Regions from separate parts of the Homo sapiens genome. Here region 1 is linked to region 2. A link is a loop called in an ENCODE intact Hi-C map of the cell type or tissue named here. Cell type or tissue: heart left ventricle. All regions are shown on one strand. Links, peaks and the distances in the headings refer to the core of each region. The heading gives the core; the rest is flanking DNA.

What was found. A loop is a pair of places that touch in the nucleus more often than their neighbours do. Peaks named below come from ENCODE experiments on the same cell type or tissue, not always from the same donor. Only the 100,000 strongest peaks of a DNase experiment are listed, where the experiment ranks them.
Region 1: it touches region 2 in a loop (2.9-fold over the local background); 28 of 110 quality-filtered maps call a loop at or near these places.

The regions. Positions count from the first base shown.
Region 1 is chr15:79,987,967-79,998,023 of GRCh38, reverse strand. No RefSeq gene overlaps it. Among named protein-coding and RNA genes, the nearest start is that of BCL2A1, 22 kb to the right of the region's middle. In heart left ventricle, for the core only: CTCF peaks have their summits at 4,224 and 4,434 (motif pointing right); a DNase peak (open chromatin) is centred at 4,463; H3K27ac peaks cover 266 bases.
Region 2 is chr15:79,848,822-79,858,878 of GRCh38, reverse strand. All of the region lies in intron 3 of ST20-MTHFS (ST20-MTHFS readthrough), which reads left to right. The region is part of intron 2 of MTHFS (methenyltetrahydrofolate synthetase); the gene reads left to right. Among named protein-coding and RNA genes, the nearest start is that of MTHFS, 43 kb to the left of the region's middle. RefSeq lists an enhancer at 4,671-5,172. In heart left ventricle, for the core only: CTCF peaks have their summits at 4,982, 5,182 (motif pointing right) and 8,907 (motif pointing right); no DNase peak of the experiment used is centred there.

The sequences.
Region 1 (10,057 bases), core at 689-8,688, 140 kb before region 2:
TCAGCATGCATATTATTAACTAGAATTCAATATTTGCTTATGGTTTTTAATTTTGTTGTAAAATTTACAGTCAATTAACTGCAGATGAGATTCGCCTCATGTGTGTACATTAGTTCAATTTTGACTAATGCATGTGTAACCCAAACCTCTTCCAAGATATAGGATATTGCTATCACCCAGAAAGTCCTCTTATATTCTTTTAAAATTATTTATTTATTTACTTATTGAAATGGAGTCTCACTCTGTTGCCCAGGCTGGAATGCAGTGGCACGATCTTGGCTCATTGCAACCTCCGCCTCCTGGGTTCAAGTGATTCTCCTACCTCAGCCTCCTGAGTAGCTGGGATTACAGGCACCCACCACCATGCCCGGCGAATTTTTGTATTTTTAGTAGAGATGGGGTTTCACCATATTGGCCAGGCTGGTCTTGAACTCCTGACCTTGTGATCCACCCGCCTCAGCCTCCCAAAGTGCTGGGATTACAGGTGTGAGCCACCGCACCTGGCCTTTATTTTTATTTTTGAGATGGAGTCTCGCTCTGTTGCCGGGCTGGAGTGCAATGGTGCAATCTCAGCTCACTGCAACCTCCGCCTCCCGGGTTCAAGTGATTCTCCTGCCGCAGCCTCCTGAGTAGCTGGAACTACAGGTGTGCACTACCACGTCAGGCCTTTTTTTTTGCATTTTTAGTGGAAACGGGATTTCGCCATGTTAGCCAGGCTGGTCTCGAACTCCTGACCTCAGGTGATCTGCCTGCTTTGGCCTCCCAAAGTGCCAGGATTACAGGCGAGAGCCACTGTTCCCAGCCTCCTCTTACATTCTTTACAGTCAATCTTCACCTTTGCTCCTCAGAGATATGCACTCCTCTGATTTTTTTTCCACCATAGATTAGTTTTGTCTGTTTTATACTTTCATATAAATGGAATTATACAGTATTTACACAGTATTTACCTTTTTATAAGGCTTTTTAAACTTAGCATAATATGTTGACATCTATCTGTGTTGCTTGTATCAATAGATCAATAGTTCGTTCTTTTTTTTTTTTTTTTTTTGAGACGGAGTCTTGCTCTGTTGCCCAGGCTGGAGTGCGGTGGTGCAATCTTGGCTCACTGTAACCTCCGCCTTCTGGGTTCAAGCAATTTTCCTGTCTCAGCCTCCTGAGTAGCTGGGATTATAGGTGCCCACCACCACACCCAGCTATTTTTTGCATTTTTAGTAGAGATGGGGTTTCACCATGTTGGCCAAGCTGGCCTCGAACTCTTGACTTCAAGTGATCTGCCCACCTTGGCCTCCCAAAGTGCTGGGATTACAGGCATGAGCCACCGTGCCCAGCCCAGTCTTTTTTTTATTACTGAGTAGTATTCTGTTTACATATGTACTATAGTTTGTTTATTCAGTATTCCATTGGAGGACTGCTGAGCTGCATTGTAACCAAAATGAAAATCCTGGGTCCGGGTGCAGTGGCTTACGCCTGTAATCCCAGCACTGTGGGAAGCTGAGGCGGGCAGATCACCTGAGGTCAGGAGTTCCAGACCAGCCTGGCCAACATGGTGAAACCCCGTCTCTACTAAAAATACAAAAATTAGCCAGGTGTGGTGGCGGGCACCTGTGATCCCAGCTACTTGAGAGGCTGAGGCAGGAGAATTGCTTGAACCCAGGAGGCAGAGGTTGCAGTGAGCCAAGATTGCGCCACTGTACTCCAGTCTGGGCAACAAGAGCGAAACTCCGTCTCGAAAAAAAAAAAAAAAAAAAATCCACAGTGATGCCAATGCTGATGCTGGAGCCCCAGGGCCCACACTTTGGGTTCCCAGGGACTCCTATGGTCAGACTGTAGGAAGATCAGTCTTGGGGTGTTGAGAGATGGGAGTGGATTTGGGAGAGCCTGGAACAGAGAGGAGGAATCATGGAAACTGACGAGTGACATGGGGCAGGGGCCGGGACAAAGATTTTCACAGCAGGACTAAATGGAAAAGGGTCAGATGAAGAGCAATTTCTTTTGGATGCAGTTATCATTGTAATAATTATTAGTATTCAAAATAACAAGTATCTTATAAATCTTAATATGAAAGTGTATACTTTTGTTGGGGATGATGCATCCACATTACCACACCAGGCTAATTTTTGTATTTTTAGTAGAGATGGGGTTTCACCGGGTTGGCCTGGCTGGTCTCAAACTCCTGACCTCAGGTGATCCACCCGCCTCGGCCTCCCAAAGTGCTAGGATTACAGGCGTGACCCACCACACCCGGCTGGGGATGCATCTCTTAATGAGACAGATAGGACTTAAAAAATTATGTTATCTATTTGTTTATATATCCATGAGTGACTATTTCTTTTTGCTAGGGGTCAGCATCACTTTTTCTTTTTTCTGTTTTTGTTTATTTTTTTTATGACCATAAGCACTGAGAAATTTTTTTAAAACAAAATAAGTAGATAGGAAGGAAAGATTTGTTATATAAATGTCATTCAATTAGAAATCTCCTCCCAAAATCACATAATAATCTATCATCAGAATTGCTTTTAACAGTGTATCAGCTGATATTTGATTGGTTCCTAGTGATGCTGTCACTGTCTACACTAAAACTTTGAGCTGTCCCTTTGCTCTGGCACCCTAGATTTTCATACCCTGGGGAAAAATGCACCACAGTGGCAGACTAGGATTGTGGAATAGGAAGTAGGAAAGAAAACCCACAGCACAATCCTTCAAATATTGGTTCATTGGCAAGCAATCTGGCTTAGAAAAGAGAACACACGAAATTGAAGATTCTCTTAAAGTTCCATTCCTGGATACCCTTTGGAAAATCTTCGGTACTCTCAGAAGTATATATTCCATATGTGCCTGTTTTTCATTCCTACCACTTTGGGCCACCTTCTTGATCTTGTACAGGCTCCTTTTCTAGAAGCTTGAAAACAACATCCAAGGTCCCCCAGGTACTATCCTATGCTTTTTCTTCTCGTCCCACACGACCCGCTTTTCATGGGTGATTTCAATTTCTTCGAAGACTTCAGAGCTATAAATATGTGAATGACTCCCAGTCTCTGGCTGAAACATCTCTCCAAAGCTCCAGACCCACTGAACTGCCTCCTTTGTTCCTTCAATACCAACTCCACATGTCCTAAGCGGATCTTATCCTCTCCATCAAACCTGCCCTCAGGAGTGTATCCTTTACTTACTCAACTCCTCCAGTTTCCTCATTCCCAAGTCATCGGTCACTGTGGTTTTGCTTCCTTAATGCCTCTCAGATCTGTCTTTTTGTCTCCACCCTGATGATCTTGACCTTAATTTGGGTCTCAAGTATGTCTTCTCTAGTTACAAAGGGGATTACCAAATTACGAAAGCATCTGAACCAGGTTCCTGGTTTCTGGTCCTCTCCCTTCCAGACTCTCCTCTGTTACTAGATTATTCTTTCTAAAATGCAGATCTAGGCCAGGTACAGTGGCTCACACCTGTAATCCCCAGCACTTTGGGAGGCCGAGGCGGGTGGATCACCTGAGGTCAGGAGTTCGAGAACAGACTGGCCATCATGGCGAAACCCCCCTCTGTACTAAAAATACAAAAAATATTAGCCAGGCATGGTGGCAGGCGCCTGTAATCCCAGCTACTCGGGAGGCTGAGGTAGGACAATGGCTTGAACCCAAGAGGCAGAGGTTGCAGTGAGCCCAGATCATGCCGCTGCACTCCAGCCTGGGCAACAAGAGCGAAACTCCATCTCAATAATAATAATAATAATAATAATAATAATAATAATAATAATAAAATAAAATTCAGATCTAACTGAGTCAGTGACTTGCTCCAAGCCCCATAGCCTGCAGGAGAAGGTCTATTCTTCTTAACATCACTTGAAGATCCTTTATGACCTGGCCCCTGGCCACCTGTGGCCTTTCCTCCACTGGTTGTTAACTGGACTTTGCTGAAATTGAAACACTTGCAGTTCTGCCCCAGCTTCTGTTCACTTTTCTATCCCATCCTTCAGCCTGGATCATCTATCTTTAACCTCTTCTCAGTCTGACAGACTCCTACACATGCCAAAGCTTCAGCTCCATGGTAATCTCATCCGGGAGGCTTTCCAATTCACTCTGTGTTCCTCTCTATCAGAGCACTTGGCACATGCAGTTATGATTTTCATGCATTTGGCTGTTCCCTCACTAGACTGTGAGCAACTCAAGGGCCACATCTTCCCTCTCAAATCTCCAGTGTCTTAGCAAAGGTCTGTCACAGACAAGGAACTCCTTGTATTATGAAGGACGTTTGTTGCAAACACAGCAGAACAGCAACTCTGATTTGCAGGTGTTTTCCCATACAGAGTTGCCAGAGGTCTCTGGTTTTCTCAATTCAGGCTAAGCCTTTGGTAATGGTGCCTGCAGCACTTTGCAGTTTGATATTAAGTAGAGAGAGAGGAAGGGGCTCAGGACTACAAAGGTTCCTCCGCTGCAGTTCCATTTGAGAACACGAGATGGCGCCCTGCGGCGGCCTGTTGAGATAGTCTTGGGACATTTTCCTACGTGATAGTCTGCCAAGCCCAGCAACGGCAGAAGCCCCAATAACCCAGAGTTAGAGATGAGATTGATACCCAATTGTTTGTTATGCTGAATAGAGCTATCAAGTGGTTGCATTTATCATTCATTATATGTGAATTTAAGAAAAACAAAAAAAAACTTCTTTTTTTTTTTTGAGACGGAGTCTCGCTTTATCGCCCAGGCTGGAGTGCAGTGGCGCGATCTCGGTTTACTGCAAGCTCCGCCTCCTGGGTTCACGCCATTCTCCTGCCTCAGCCTCCTGAGTAGCTGGGACTACAGGCGCCCGCCACCGCACCCGGCTAATTTTTTGTGTTTTAGTAGAGACGGGGTTTCACCATGTAGGATGGTCTCGATCTCCTGACCTCGTGATCCGCCCGCCTCGGCCTCCCAAAATGCTGGGATTACAAGCGTGAGCCACCGCGCCCAGGCAAAAAAAACTTTTCTTTAAAGACAACTTTGTCTTTAAAGACAAAGTTCCACTCCGTCACCCAGGCTGGGGTGCAGTGGTGTGATTATAGCTCACCGCAATCTCGACCTCCTGGCCTTACATGATCCTCCTGCTTTGGCCTCCCAAAATGTTGGGATTACAGGCGTTAGCCACCATGCCTAGCAGAAAAATTTACAAGTAGCATTTAATCTATGTATTTTGGAGTCAGATGGCCCTGGGTTTTAATCCTGGCTCTGCTACTTACTAGCTGTGTGACCTGTCAAGTTCTGGGTCTTGGGTTCCTCCTCCGTGAAACAGTTAATAAGTCCTTTTACAAACTTTAAATGAGATGAGGTTTGTAGAATTCTCAGTGCGATCCTGGCACATGCTAGATGTTCAGTAAATATTCATTTTTTTTCCCTTTTAAAAATCCTTACGGCTGGGTGCGGTGGTTCATGACTGTAATCCCAGCACTTTGGGAGGCCGAGGCGGGTGGATCACGAGGTCAGAAGTTAGAGACCAGCCTGGACGATATGGTGAAACCCTGTCTCTACTGAAGACAAAAAATACAAAAAATTAGCTGGGCATGGTGGTGCGCACCAGTAGTCCCAACTACTCAGGAGGCTGAGAATCGCTTGAACCTGGGAGGCAGAGGTTGCAGTGAGCCGAGATCATGCCACTGCACTCCAGCCTGGGCAACAGAGTGAGACTTTGTCTAAAAAAAAAAAAAAAAGAAAAATTCTTACGTCACCTTACCATAATCCTTTTACACTCATTGCTTTCTATTTTATTTTATGATAGCTTTTTCTGTTTATGTCTTATTGCTACTTAGTCTAGTCTGGGGAACTCTTTGAGGGCAGGACTTGTCTGATTTTTCTTCATCTTCAGCACCCAGCTCAGTGCTAGGTACATAGCAGGAGTTCAATAAATAATCAATGAAAACATAATGAATGCATCCAGTTTATATGGGTACATTCCCCCTACTTCCCCACCCAATGTCCTCTTACTGGACCACAGAAAAACCTGAGCTATTCAGATAAAGATTCTTCGGCATTTTTTGCTTAAAACACACAACAGGGAAAATCTGATAAAACCTGAACAGTTACTTTTGCCATCATTGACTCCAGAGGCTTGTCTGCCTGCATGTGCCAACTGAAGAGTGGTTTTTTTGTTTTGCTTTGTTTCGTTTTGTTTTGTTTTGTTTTTTGAGACGTAGTCTCACTCTGTCCCCCAGGCTGGAGTGCAGTGGCACGATCTCGGCTCACTGCAACCTCCGCCTCCCGGGTTCAAGTGATTCTCCTGCCTCAGCCTCCCCAGCAGCTAGGATTACAGGCACATGCCACCACGCCCAGCTAATTTTTTGTATTTTTAGTAGAGACAAGGTTTCACCATGTTGACCAGACTGGTCTTGAACTCCTGACCTCAAGTGATCCACCCGCCTCGGCCACCCAAAGTGCTGGGATTACAGGCGTGAGCCACCACGCCCGGCCTGCAGAGTGGTTTGAACAGCAACTTTCCAGGCCTGGTGTGGCGACTCACCCCTGTAAACTCAGCACTTTGGGAGGCCGAGGCAGGCAGATCACCTAAGTTCAGGAGTTTGAGACCAGCCTGGCCAACATGGCGAAAACCTGTCCCTACTAAAAATACAAAAATTAGCCGGGCATCCATGGCACACATCTGTAAATCCCAGCTACTCAGGCGGCTGAGGCATGAGAATCACTTGAACCTAGGAGGCAGAGGTTGCAGTGAGCCGAGATCGTGCCACTGCACTCCAGCCTGGGTGACAGAACGAGACTCCGTCTCCGGAAAAAAAAAAAAAAAAAAGGCAACTTTCCAGGGCAGACTTGCCTGGCTGTGGAGAAAAGTGCAGCCCCTCAGGGCAGACACATGATGCCCTGTTATGGGCAGGAGCCAGCAGCTGGGACTGGCCACTTGGGCTTGGCTGGCAGAGAGGGAACCAAGACAGAAAGGACAGGTGGGCTGGGATTGCCCTCCCTTGGTTTGGACTTAGTCTGAGTCTGTCGTCCTGACAGCGCCTGTGTCATTGTGGGAAGTAGTTCCGGCATCTCCACTGAGAGGGTGTACCTAGGCCTGGAATGATCGCTACCTTTCCTTAGGATGGCCAGCCCATCTAGGTGGGACCACGGGAGTCACCCACCTTGCCTCAGGTTAAGAGAAGACCTCCTGAGCAGGGGCCCTGCACTATGAACAGTTCACCAGTGAGGGGCAATTGAGACATGAGGAGATGCTTTGTGCACAGGCCATGGGGTCTCCAAACCACTGCACTGAGCCCTACCGCTTCCCCCATGCGTTCAAAATGCTACCAAACACAAGGCATGTAATGAACCAGGGAGAAACCACCTCTGACCATTAATTCCTCTGTACCTGGACTAAGATCCACAATGAAGACTCAGCTGTAGGCATAGAGGCTTTGCCCTGGAGGCCTCCTTAATGTCCCCAGCTTGGCCAAGAATTTAAATCCTCTCCTGTCTCTTGTCTAGGACTTTTTACTTTGTACGTACGACAGGTCAAATGATTTGAGAAATGGGAAGTGGGAATAGAAGATTCTGGAAACCCCCCCAAACTGTCCTGATGCTGGAGTGGTGCGGCTGTTCAAACTGTCTGTTGTGGAAGATGGAGATGGGGATACCAAAGATGACAAAGGAAGGGAGTTTCCTGTGGAAGGTACCTTTTATTAAACGGGATGGATGCCTCCCAAGGGTACCAGAAAACAAAGGCTGTAAAGACACTCAAATTCAATGGAACTTCTATTTTATAAAAACTTTTTTTATCAGGGAAAATTTTTAAGTTACACAAAATGGTGAAAGTAGCATAATGAACCCCCACCTGCTTCTCACTCAGCTTCACAAATTTCCAACATTTCACCCATTCTTCCTTCATCTGTCCCCAACTTTTTTTTTGCTAGAGTAGAAGCAACTCTCTTCCCTTATTTTAGGAGACTGCTAAGCCCTTGTAAAGATCTAAGATAAGTATCAAAGATAGAATTTACAGGGCTGGGAGGAACTTGGAAATGTTCTAGTCCAACTTAGGTTACAGGTAGGAAAACTGAAACCCAGAGAGGAAGATGCACACTGGAAGGCTGAGGCTGAGCCTGGGCTAGAGACCAAGCCTAGACCTCCCAGTGGCTGACTCGTCCAGCTTCAGGCAATGAGAAGCCACTGAAGGTTGCAGCAAAATCTATTATGAAGGAGAGAGAGTGTTGCAAGAACACTTGAGACAGTTTCCTGTTCAAAAGTCACGGAGCATCATGAGGAGCTCACATGGACACAGAGCTTAGGAGTTTGCAAAACACCTTCGTTTTGATTAGAACGTTTTATCCTCACGACATCTATGAATGGTACATGTTATCTTTGTAAACCCAATAGGAAATTCAGGAAGCAAAGGGATTTAAGCCAGTGGCTGATCCAGGACTAGCACCAAGGTCTCAGAATGTGTTTTCCAGCCCAGCGTCCTTCTCTTGGTTTGGCTGTGTCCCTGATGAAAGGTGGAGTGCTCCAGAGCTGGGCTGCCTGCTTCTGGGATCCAGTAGCTTTGAGACCCCAAGCATCTCTTGCAGTTTTACCCCAAAGAGGAAAAACCACAAAGACAGTGGTTTTGTGAAGGGTGGAAATCCGGTCTCTTTGGTAAGATCCAGGCATTGGGATGCCATTGTGACTTTGGACTCAAGGTTCCCTACCAAGCAGGAATATCTTCCCTGATGTAGCTGAAGGTGATGCAGAGCTGGGGGAGGGAGGGTCAGAGTATTCCAGAAGCCTTTGGGCATGAAGGGCTACATGCTTGATGGGGAGTGAATCTTTCCTTCACTGCCTGGCCGAGCAGCATCTGAGTGGCAGGGGTGGCCAGTTCTTTAGCACTAAGTCCCAGACACATAACTTTCAAAGGGTCTTGGAACATCAGTACAGTCAGCAAGGGGGAGGCTGCTACTTTCCATTCTGCCCTTAGGCAAGAACTGGGGAGTATAGGAGCGCTATGAGGGCTTACTGTGGGCCAAAGTCCTGTACTAGGTCCTTTAATGGCATTTTTTAAGAAAAATGACTTTCAAAACCTACTATTGCTACTATTCATCCCAGTTTACAGATGAAGCCACTGAGGCTCAGAGAGGTTAGGAAACTTCTCCAGTACCACAGAGTTACAGTGACCAAGCTGGGTCAGAGTCCAGTTCTCTCTGGCTCTTTCCACTCTCTGCCAGCTGGCTCCAGAGTGCTGAATGCAGAGTCTGCACCTCCACTGCCACATGAATATGTGCTCAGGACTGCTGCCCTTATGTCTGTCTTCTCCTGATCAGGTCCCTTGTAGCCTTTTCTCACTCACATGACCTTCTCTACCCACCTTCTCTCTACCTGTGACCTCTATCGCCCATGTCTCTTAGTCCGACTTCTCCACTGCAGCTTTAGCCCTAATGCAGTAGATTTGCATCAGTCAGGACTTTTTCACTTTTAAGCAACAGGTGCTTACTGAATGTGATCAATTGAATTATTGTTGCTGATTCTTCACTTCTTCCCTGCACTGAAATTATAAATCCATGCCTTTTTTTCCCCATATAACTTTATAGTACTTCCCACTAGAGTAGCTATTTCCTGGCCCCACTGGCATTGGGAGTGTGAGCAGAGGTAACATGAGCAGAGGTCTGTGTGTGCTCAGGTAGTTCTGTTTGGGTTCTTTGCTGCTATCTGCTGCGAGAAAAGCATGCCCAGTGTAGCTGCTGGACCCAGTATGACAGACATACGTTGCAGACTAGAACTTGACCCATAGCCTAAAACAATGTCACGCCAACCAGTTCACAGACCTTGCAAGTTAAAACAAAAACAAAAACAAAAAAAAACCATGTTTGTATCTGTAGGCTACTGAGATTTGGGAATTGTTTGTTACAAAGCATTATCACAGCAATAGCTGGCTACACTCTGAATTAAGCAAAAAAGACTTTATTGGTTGAGATAACTGAAACATTTGGCAGTGTGTCTGGTGCAGATATGGCTGGATTAAGGGTCTCAAACAATAGCATTAGGGTCCTATCACTCTCCATGTCTCAGTCTTTTTCCACCCATCTGTTTTTCATTCAACAAATACTATATTCGAGGCACTGAGTTTACTGTGG
Region 2 (10,057 bases), core at 1,459-9,458:
TGGAAACAGACGTTTCTGAAGTAATTTTAAAGTTATTTTCTTCACAATTTTCTTAAGTTTGATAAAATAAAATATTAGAAGATATAATTTCATAAGAAACTTGCATCTTTGATAACATGTTTTCAAAACAAAGTATTCAAGACTAGGTTTTTAAAGGCTATTTATGAGATGGATTGAATAGTTTTCTTAATTTCCAGCAGATGTCAGTGTTTTACAAATTTATTGTTAGTCCACAGAGACAGATTTGTCTTCAGTCTCCCAATTTCTGTATCCTTTAGTTATTTAATTGGCACATAGGGGATTATCTGAATTGGAAGGGATTTGAAGATCATCTAAGTCAGTTTTTCATTTTGTAGATAAGAGAACAGGCCTAGGTGGGAAATGACTTGTCCGAAGTCACACAAACAGAGGAGGGCTAAAACCCAGGTGTTCTTGTTTCCAAAAGACTTTTCCTTTCTGAAAGACTCATCCTTTCGTGGTTGATACAATAGGCCACCTCCCTAGTGAGGTTTTCCTGTGTTTAACTCCCTTCTCAAGGGAATACAACTTCCTTCCTTTGTACCTATTACCTTGGAACTTACATTATTCTACCCCTTATTACTATTATTTAATAATCTCTTTACAGACAACTGATTAGATGCATTTTTAGCTGACCAGGTTGTTAGGTCCTAGAGGGCATGAATAGTAACTTATCTCTGTGTTATCTGTAGTTCCTTGGGCAGGGCCTTCCATAAAGTGAGTCATTAGTAATGACTATTGATTTGAATCCATTAAATTTTGATTCAAACTTTTTTCTGCTCTTTTCCTGTAAAGCTGTTTTAGAAGGTTTTAGAGAGGATTATGTTTTTTTTTTTTTTTTTTTTGAGATGGAGTCTCGCTCTGTCACCCAGGCTGGAGTGCAGTGGCGCAATCTTGGCCCACTGCAACCTCTGCCTCCTGGGTTCAAGCAATTCTCCTGTCTCAGCCTCTTGAGTAACTGGGATTACAGGCACGCGCCACCATGCCCAGCTAATTTTTGTATTTTTAGTAGAGACGGGGGTTTCACCGTGTTGGTCAGACTGGTCTCGAACTCCTGACCTCGTGATCTGTCTTGGCCTCCCAAAGTGCTGGGATTACAGGCGTGAGCCACTGTGCCCAGCCGGATTTTGGGTTTTAAGAGCAAGTTTCTCCCCCACCAGAAGAGGACTTATTGAAGCAGATAACAAGGCTAGTTGCAGTGAAAAGGCACTTGGAACTAACTGGAAAAGCACATTATATAAAATCCATGTACTATTATTTCAAAGTAATAGGTTACTTTATCATAGACTTGCTGTAATAGAATTTGTTCTAGATGGCACAAGGCTCATATTAGCTGGGCTATGAGTCCTCTTAGGCATGCAAGAAGAGAGCAAGCTGAAGAAATATAATGTACTGTGTAATTTTATTTTAGTTAAATATACTGAACCAGAGAGGTTGCAGGACTTTCAAGTGCTCATTTAACAGTTCAGTAAAAAAATGGTGAAAGACAGGAAGAAGTTTCCATTTTACTAAACTCTTAAGGCTTGGAAATCATACTGTGCAATAATTAATTAAGAATAGTGGGCCAGGCACGGTGGCTCATGCCTGTAATCGCAGCACTTTGGGAGGCCGAGGTGAGTGGATCACCTGAGGATCAGGAGTTCGAGACCAGCCTGGCCAACATGATGAAACCCCATCTCTACTAAAAAAATATAAAAATTAGCTGGGCGTGGTGGTGCATGCCTGTAATCCCAGCTACTTGGGAGGCTGAGGCAGGAGAATGGCTTGAACCCGGGAGGCGGAGGTTGCAGTGAGCCGAGATCGTGCTACTGTACTCCAGCCTGGGCAACAAGAGCGAAACTCTGTCTCAAAAAAAAAAAAAAAGTGACTTTGCGAGCTCATCTTCTAAAAACTGAGAAAAATAGAAATAGCTCCAAAACACCGTTGTATTTCTGTATCTGAAGAAATTGTTCTTCACTGCTTTTAAGAGTAAGCTAGACTTTTTTTTCTTGAGTACACCCTCACATGAATGTGAGCATAGGATGGACTGCCCTCTAGACTCTTCCCTAAATGCCTAATTTCTTTCTTTCTTTCTTTCTTTTTTTGTTGTGGTAAGGAAACACATAACAAAATTTACCATCTTAACCATTTTAAAGGTACAGTTCAGGAGTGTTAAGTATATTCACATTGCTGTGCAACAGATCTCCAGAATTTTTCATATTGCATATCTGAAAATCTATACCCATTAAACAGTTCTTCTTTCCCCCCTTTCTTCAGCCTCTGGTAACCACCATTCTACTTTCTGATTCTATGGGTTTGACTGCTTTCAAGACTTCATTTAATTAGGATCATATAATGTTTGTTTTTTTGTGTGTGTGACTGACTTAATTTATTTCTTGATTGAATCACACAGATAAACAAGGTATTGTCCTTAAATTCTCAGAGTCACTAAGCTTTGATTCTAAAGAGATCTGAGATATTGAATCTATAAATAACTTAAATTTACAAGAAGAAAACAAACACATTAAAAAAGTAGGCAAAGACATGTGCAGATACTTTTCGAAAGAAGACATATACATGGCCAAGAAGCATATGAAAAAATGCTGAAATTTTTTCATCATAAGAGAAATACAAGTCAAAACCACAGTGAGCTACCATCTCATACCAGTCAGAATGGCTATTGGTAAAAAGTCAAAAAATAACAAATGCTGGTGAGATTGTGGAGAAAAGGGAACGCTTATGCATTGCTGGTGGAAGTGTAAATTAGTTCAGCCATTGTGGGAAGCAACGTGATGATCCCACAAAGAACTAAAGACAGAATTACCATTCGACCCAGCAATCCCAGTATTGAGTCTATACTCAAAGGAATATAAATCGTTCAACCATAAAGACACATACTCACATATGTTCATTGCAGGACTATTCATAATAGCAAAGACATGGAATCAGCCTAAATGCCCATCAATAGTGGACTGAATAAAGAAAATATGGTACATATATACTATAGAATATTATGCAGTTATAAAAAAGAGTGAGATCATGTCCTTTGCGGCAACATGGTTGGAGCTGGAGGGTATTATCCTAAGCAAACCAACAGAAGAACAGAAAACCAAATACTGCGTGTTCTCACTTATAAGTGGGAGCTAAATGATGAGAACACATGGAAGAAAGAGGGGAACAGCAGACACTGAGGCCTCCTTGAGGATGGGGAGTGGGAGAAGGGAAAGGATCAGAAAAAGTACCTATTGGGTACTATACTTAGTACCTGGGTGATGAAATAATCTGTACACCAAACCCCTGTGACATGAGTTTACTTGTATAACAAACCTGCACATGTACCCCTGAACCTAAAATGAAAGTTAATAAAAAAGTTATTGAAAAGTTCCATCCACCCATTTTACAGATGAGTAAAATCAGACAAGCAGAGGTTGCCTACAGTTAGTGAAAAATAATAGGAAGTTCTAATGTCTTCTCTGTTTCATTTTTAGGTCCATCTGATTATCAACAACTCAGATGCCAAATAAATATAATATTTAGAAATGCCATTTATATTAAGCTACTGCTGATGTGGATCCTATTTTCTGCAGAGCATTTTTACATATCTGCAGTAAAGAGAGTTTAAATTATATTTTTTTCCAGTAAGTTTTATTTTTGTCAGTATCTGCTAAGATAGGATAAGCTGATGTATAGATTTTTTTTTGTTAAAAACCTTATGGCAGAAGCTGTAAAGTAGGGATTGGCAGGGTGCTTTTTCTGCAGAGGGCCAGATAGTAAATATCTGGGGCTTTGTAGTCCATACAGTGTCTGTTGCAGTGATTCAATTCTGCTGTTTTAGTGTGAAGACAGAGCATGGCTGTGTCCTATTGAAACTTTATGTACAAAATCATACAGTGGACCAGATTTGACTTGCAGGCTATAGTTTGCAAACCCCAGTGGTAAAGTATTGGGACACCATTCCCACTTTTCAGTCTGCAGCAACCTAGCTTGCTTCTTTCATATACAATTGTAGTTGTTTATGGTGATGGTGATGATGATGTTGATTAAGAAAATAATGTAAATCAAATTACTATTATCTGTTGACATGATTTTAGAGTTATTTTCTAGACAACGTAGTAGGCTTAAGATATAAAAAACATACTTAAGAAAATAGCATGTTTGAAGTACCTCTTCAAAAAGAAGACTGGAAATTTTTCTGCATATTGTTAAAAATATTTTTTTCTAAAGGAAAATAGCTTTGTTCTTATAAAGATAAGACATAAAGAATAAATTAAAAATAAGCCCAAATCTCCAAGCCAGGAGTAACCACTGATAATAACCATATTTTGGTCTTTTGCTAGGTGATTTTGGTTGGCCACCTCTAGATCCACTGTCTATCTTTTCTACTTGCTTAGTGGCAAGGAAGACCAGCCTCTGTGGACTACATCAGCAGGCAGCAATGAAGACCAGAGGCTGCAGGGTGTTACCCCTCGCCCCCAGTGCACATCCACACTCCAGTCAGGCAGCCTTCTCATCGCAGCTATGCGGGTTCTTATAACCATGCCCTCCCCAGCCCTTCCCCTTGCACCTTCAGGCCAAGTTGTTGGTACAGTCAGCTACCCCAGGGACTGTACCATCTCTCTTGCTTTCTCTAAGCATCTCCATCTCTTTATTAATCTTTTCTAGTTTCCCTAGTTTGAGTGTGCCTTCTGTCCCTCACCATGGCCCTGACCTGACTGGTACAGACGCTGCATCCAGTTTGACTGATTCCACCACCAAGGCAAATAAGCAGCGCTCTCCCTGTCTGCTTTAATTTCGTAGGGAAAGAACAAAGAGCTTCCACACTTCACTAGAGCTACACTACCATTCACATTCCCAGGCCTGCATTTCCTAGCTGTATGACTTTGGGCAAATTACATCATCTTGTTGGGAAGATTAAATTAAGTCATGTTTGCAAAGAGCTTAGCACAGTGTCTAGCACACAGCTGAATGTGCTGAAAGAAATTATAAAAGAGCAACTTCATTTTTCTTGGTTTGTAAACAGATACACCTCAAAGGAGCCTTTTAAAGAGAAAGGCTATTTCTAACAGAGGAATGCTTTCCTATCACACGTGTTTCGGAGACTGTATTTCAGTGAGCCATCACGGCTCCTGCTCTGCCTAAGGCTTGAGCAGTTTCTTACGGACCGCTCTGCATGTTTCTAGCTGACAGGAGGTGGCAGTAGAGAGCTAGGCCCACCCTTGCACATGGTTTGGGCTGATAGGAAATCTGCATGATAGCTCTTGTAGTGTTAGTATTATGACTCAAGAAATAACTTTCAGAGTCAACAGAAGGAGGATAGGCATTATTCATATCCCCAAGTATAATACAGCTAGAATTTATTGAACACTTACTAGAGTTTTATCTCCTTTATTTAGTCCCTCTAAAATAGCATTATTTTTATCTGAAGAAGAAATTGGGTTTCAAAGAGAATTTCAGTAACTTTACTAATGTTTCTTAGCTAGTAATGGTTGTTATGGGATTCAAACCTGGGCAGTCTCTGTAAAAGCCTGCACAGATAACTGCTGTGCAGGACTGCCTCCAAGGCTCTTGTCCTTGATGTTTGTGTTTAAAAAATATAAGGATGATATTTTTTAAAATTTGGTTCCATATGCACATGATAAAAATGTAAACCATATAGAAGAGTACTATGAAAGTGTAAAATAGTCTTCTCATCCAAGTCTCCTGTTCTTTAATACTTTGTTTCAGAGGTAGCCACTCTTCTTTCGTATCCTTCCTGAGATATCCTTATAGGGGTGAACCTGTATTATGGGTAGAAGGATTGGTTTCTATAACCCATTTTATCTTGACTCCTGGCCTCTTGTCCTTGATATTTTTCTAGGCTCTTTGGATTAGGTAGGAGGAAAGTGCTGCTGTGAGATCTTCAGCAGCCAAGTCACTAAATATTATCCACATTTCTTATTAGCTTTTTCAGCTTTACTTAGAAGAGTCTAAATTCCTGTCACCTCCTGCTTCCTTCATTTAAACACATAGTGTTCATAAGATTGAGTGAAAGCCTTGAACCCATAATACACTTGGGTTTTAAATATAAGATGCACACAGATTGTCTTATATTCTGAATACCTCAGTAACTGATTAGCAGAATGACCCGTGTCATCCAGGGATACTAGGAGAAGGGCCACCTTACATGGTGTTGGTACTTATTTCTAATGCTTTTGTGACAAATATGGTCGCTGTATTCTGGTGCAAATGTTAGTATCTGTGTTAAAAGAAAGAATTTTATAGTAAGAATGCAGAAGTGATCAATTATGGTGGTCATGTCTTTAATAGATGATTCTCACTACGGTGTGTTTGATTCAGTGTGAATATTCCCAGATGGCCAAAATAGGTTGTGACCATTCATAGCAGAAAGAGTGAAGGTATGTTTACAATGTAATTTTTAAAAATTAACAGTCTATAATAATAGGTGGCTCAGTTAACTCCTCCTTAAGTATGTTATAGATTTGCAGGGAACCATGTTTTTTAAAAACCCAATTTTTGTATATAATCAGAAGTTGAATATATTTTATTACTGCAGTCATGTAAATGGTTTTGTTTATTGCCTTGTATGTGCTGTACTGTTTTATATGAAGAGTGATTCAAGGAGGTTGTGCTTCAGTCTGTTCTTTCTAAGGCAATCATAATGAGTTCAAAACATATGGTATTGATTTTTGACAGTTCTGCCTCAAGAGCTATCATGAATTATTGGTTCTGTATTTTATTTTAGGATTTCAGCTTCTTCATGTTTTAGAAGCATGTTTGATGGAAGTACCTGTGTCTCTCTGTAATCAGCCACGTGGCCTGAGGAGTAGGCATGCAGCAGTTGATTAAGTTGACATTTGGTATTAATAGCTTAGAGACTCTTTACATCATAATATGCTTATCCATTCTAGATTTTAGGTGAAGGTAATTTTGATGATGTTTCATAGCTAATAAGTGGTAGTGCTGGATTCAGACCCAGGCAGCCTGTCTAGAATCCTACACACTTAACCCCTCTCCTGTACTACCTCTAAGATGCTTGGCCTTGTTGTGTTTCCTCCATACCTTTACTTAATCTCATTTGTATCTTTTGGTAATAGGAACCATGTATATTATCCATCTGGAACAGCAAGCCCTCAGCTTCACCTCTTATGAGCTGAGTCTCTTATGAGTTGAATGACTTTAGGGAGTAATTTGACCTCTCTGAGCATCAGTTTATTCTTTTGTGAAATGGGGATAATAGTTCCCACCCTCCTGCCTCCCTAGGTAGATGTACTGACCAGCTGGTTTTATTCATCCTTCTCTTTCCAGGATATGGCATCTTGGCTGACACATCGTAGGCGCTTTACAAATGTTAGTTTCTGTGCTCTCCTTCTCTTCTAGAAGCAGGACTTTGGTTAAGAGTTAGGTATCTCACAGGATAATCTGAACAAGTCACTCCTTGGATATAGTCAGGAAGCTAAAATAAATACAGCAAGGGGACTACTCATTATATCCCTTATATCCTTCACTGTCATTCTTTTTTTCACGGTAAACAGAACTGAGCTCAAATTCTCTGGGGAAAGACAAAAGCTCTGTTCCTAGAAGGAAGGGAGAAGGATTCCTACTACTTAATGGACCACAGGCATTCTTACAGTATAGGATAAGAGCTGGTCACACCAAACTGCATGGACTGGGAGGACTCAATGGAAGTTTAAGATTTGTGATATTATGATTGTTATGATAAATAAGTTAACAAAAAGAGTAGAAAACCCTTACAGGAATGAAAAACAATGTCGCAGGAGCAAAGGTGTGCAGATAGGAAGGTGCCCACATACCTCTTGGGCTCTAACACTTATTTTCAGCCTTCTTTTCAGTATTACAGTAAAGACAGTCCACTAGCTGAACTGATTATATTCTGAAAAGCTCAGGACAGGGAGTCTGAGTTCAGGACATCTTAGGAGGTGTCAGGGGCCCAGGCTACCTCGCTGCCAGAATTAATAAGAATGTTTTGTACGGTGAACTGAATCCTCAGAGCCTAATACTTCTGTCTCAGGAAGTAGAGGCATTTATAGAATCTTACTTCTTCATTTTTTTTCGAGGCCTACTACCTAGGCTTTTTTCCTGGTCAACGAAGATTCTGCAGCTCAGCATCTGTCCCCATCTCTCCACTTATATTATCCTTGCCCCGGTGATTCCCTAGTTGCCAAATCTAATAGATATTTTTGTGTCCTTACCTTACTTGTCCATTCTGCCACATTTGACACTGCGTCTACTTCTCTCTCCCTGAAACTCTCTTTCCTTATGTTCTATGATGGGGGTTATCACATTGCAGCCCCACAGGCCAAATCTGGCCCTCCACCTGTTTTTGTAAATAACATGTTATCAGGACACAGCCACACTCATTCATTTACATTTGTCTTTGGCTGCTTTCATACTACACAGCAGAGTTATGTTCTAACAGAGACCCTAAGGCCTGCAAAGCCTAAATTATTTACTCTCTGGTCTTTTGTAGGAAAAATGTGCTAATCTGCATTCTATAACCTCATTCTCCCCTGGTTTTCTTCCTCTTTTTTTGGCTCTGCTGAACCCCTTTGCTGAGAGAACATGTAAGAGCCAGTTCTAAGGTAAGATTGTAAAAGCTCTGGTCAAAAAATACTTGAAATATTGGAGAAACTATACCCCTTTCCCTGCTACCTGGTTCAAGAAATAGTGCCTGAGATTTCTTTTTAAAAAAATAGAAAGGTATCCTAATAAATACAATTGTTGTGAACAGATATGTTGCATTATCTAATACAGTTTTCATGACCAGCTCCATTTTACGGATGAGAAAACAAATGGAAGCACAGAGATTGCAGTAGCTTTCCTATGATCACACAGCTAAGAAATAGCCTGAGGGCCCATGCCCCTAATCACCACATCAGACTGCCTCCAGAGGGCACTGCTGTTTCAGAGCCAGCACCAAATGAAAAGACGGAAGATGTTTTTGAGCAAATAAATGCAGTATGTGGGGTTGGGTGAGTTTTCCAAAGGTTAGCTTTGTAGTTTTGGAATGCAAGATCACATTGGAAAGGTAGCGAAGCCTGGAGAAAAACACTCAACAAACCATGACTCTGCAGAACAATCTTATGACATCTAGAGAGCTCTGTGCCCACTAACACAGAATGTGAAGCAAGTGCACACAGGATTAAAATCAGAGCAGGTTGGCTCTTGCACATTGCACTGTCAGTGGACGCTATTAATGAGTCTTTGGCGATTTGAAAACAGAGCAATGCCAGAGGCATATGCAGAACTGTGCACGGACTAAGGTTTTTCTTCTGTCTCCCCTATTGAATTCTGACCTTGTGGTGTGTGAAGGTGTCTCTGGTGTCTACCTCTATTAGTGGGACCAGTGTGTGTGAGGGAAGCTTGTTGAGCCTCTGCATGATTTTTAAGCCCCACTGAGCTGTCACCTTTGAGGAGGAAAAACATCCAGCATAGTGTTCCCAAAGTGTGAGGAGCCCCAGGGGTGTGTGTGGGGTGGGTGATGCATGTGGGGATGGTGGTAAGGCACAGGAAGAGCTTCAAGGATGACAACAAATAAAGTCAAGCAAAGAATACATGATGTGTTTCAGGGAAAACACTTGGATTTAACAAGTAGCAGAAGTGGGAGAAGACTAGGAAGTATATCTTAAGGACCTGAGGCCAGGAGCAACCTGTGATCCCCGTGGTTGAAGGGAGCAGCAGGAACAGTTCTGTGGGCAGGGCTACAACAACAACACCGCATGTACGATGTAAGGACCTCCACCTAGGAAGGGCTGTTTCCGAGCCTTAGTTACCTGGGAATCCAAAACCATTCTCGTCTTGCTTCTCAAGTGTAAAACTCATTTTGAAAAAGCAGCCATACAAAGTTATATTTTTATTATTTTATTTTATTTTTTTGCCTCTTTGAGCCAAATTTATGTACTTCGGAATTATTAAAATAGAGGATGTCATGCTAGGATTGATCCATTCTGCAGGCAAAATATTCATTTTTCAGGGTTTCTTTGGCCTAAAATTCTATTAAAATCCAAGGATGAAAGAGGAATTGGAAAAATTATGGCCCTCA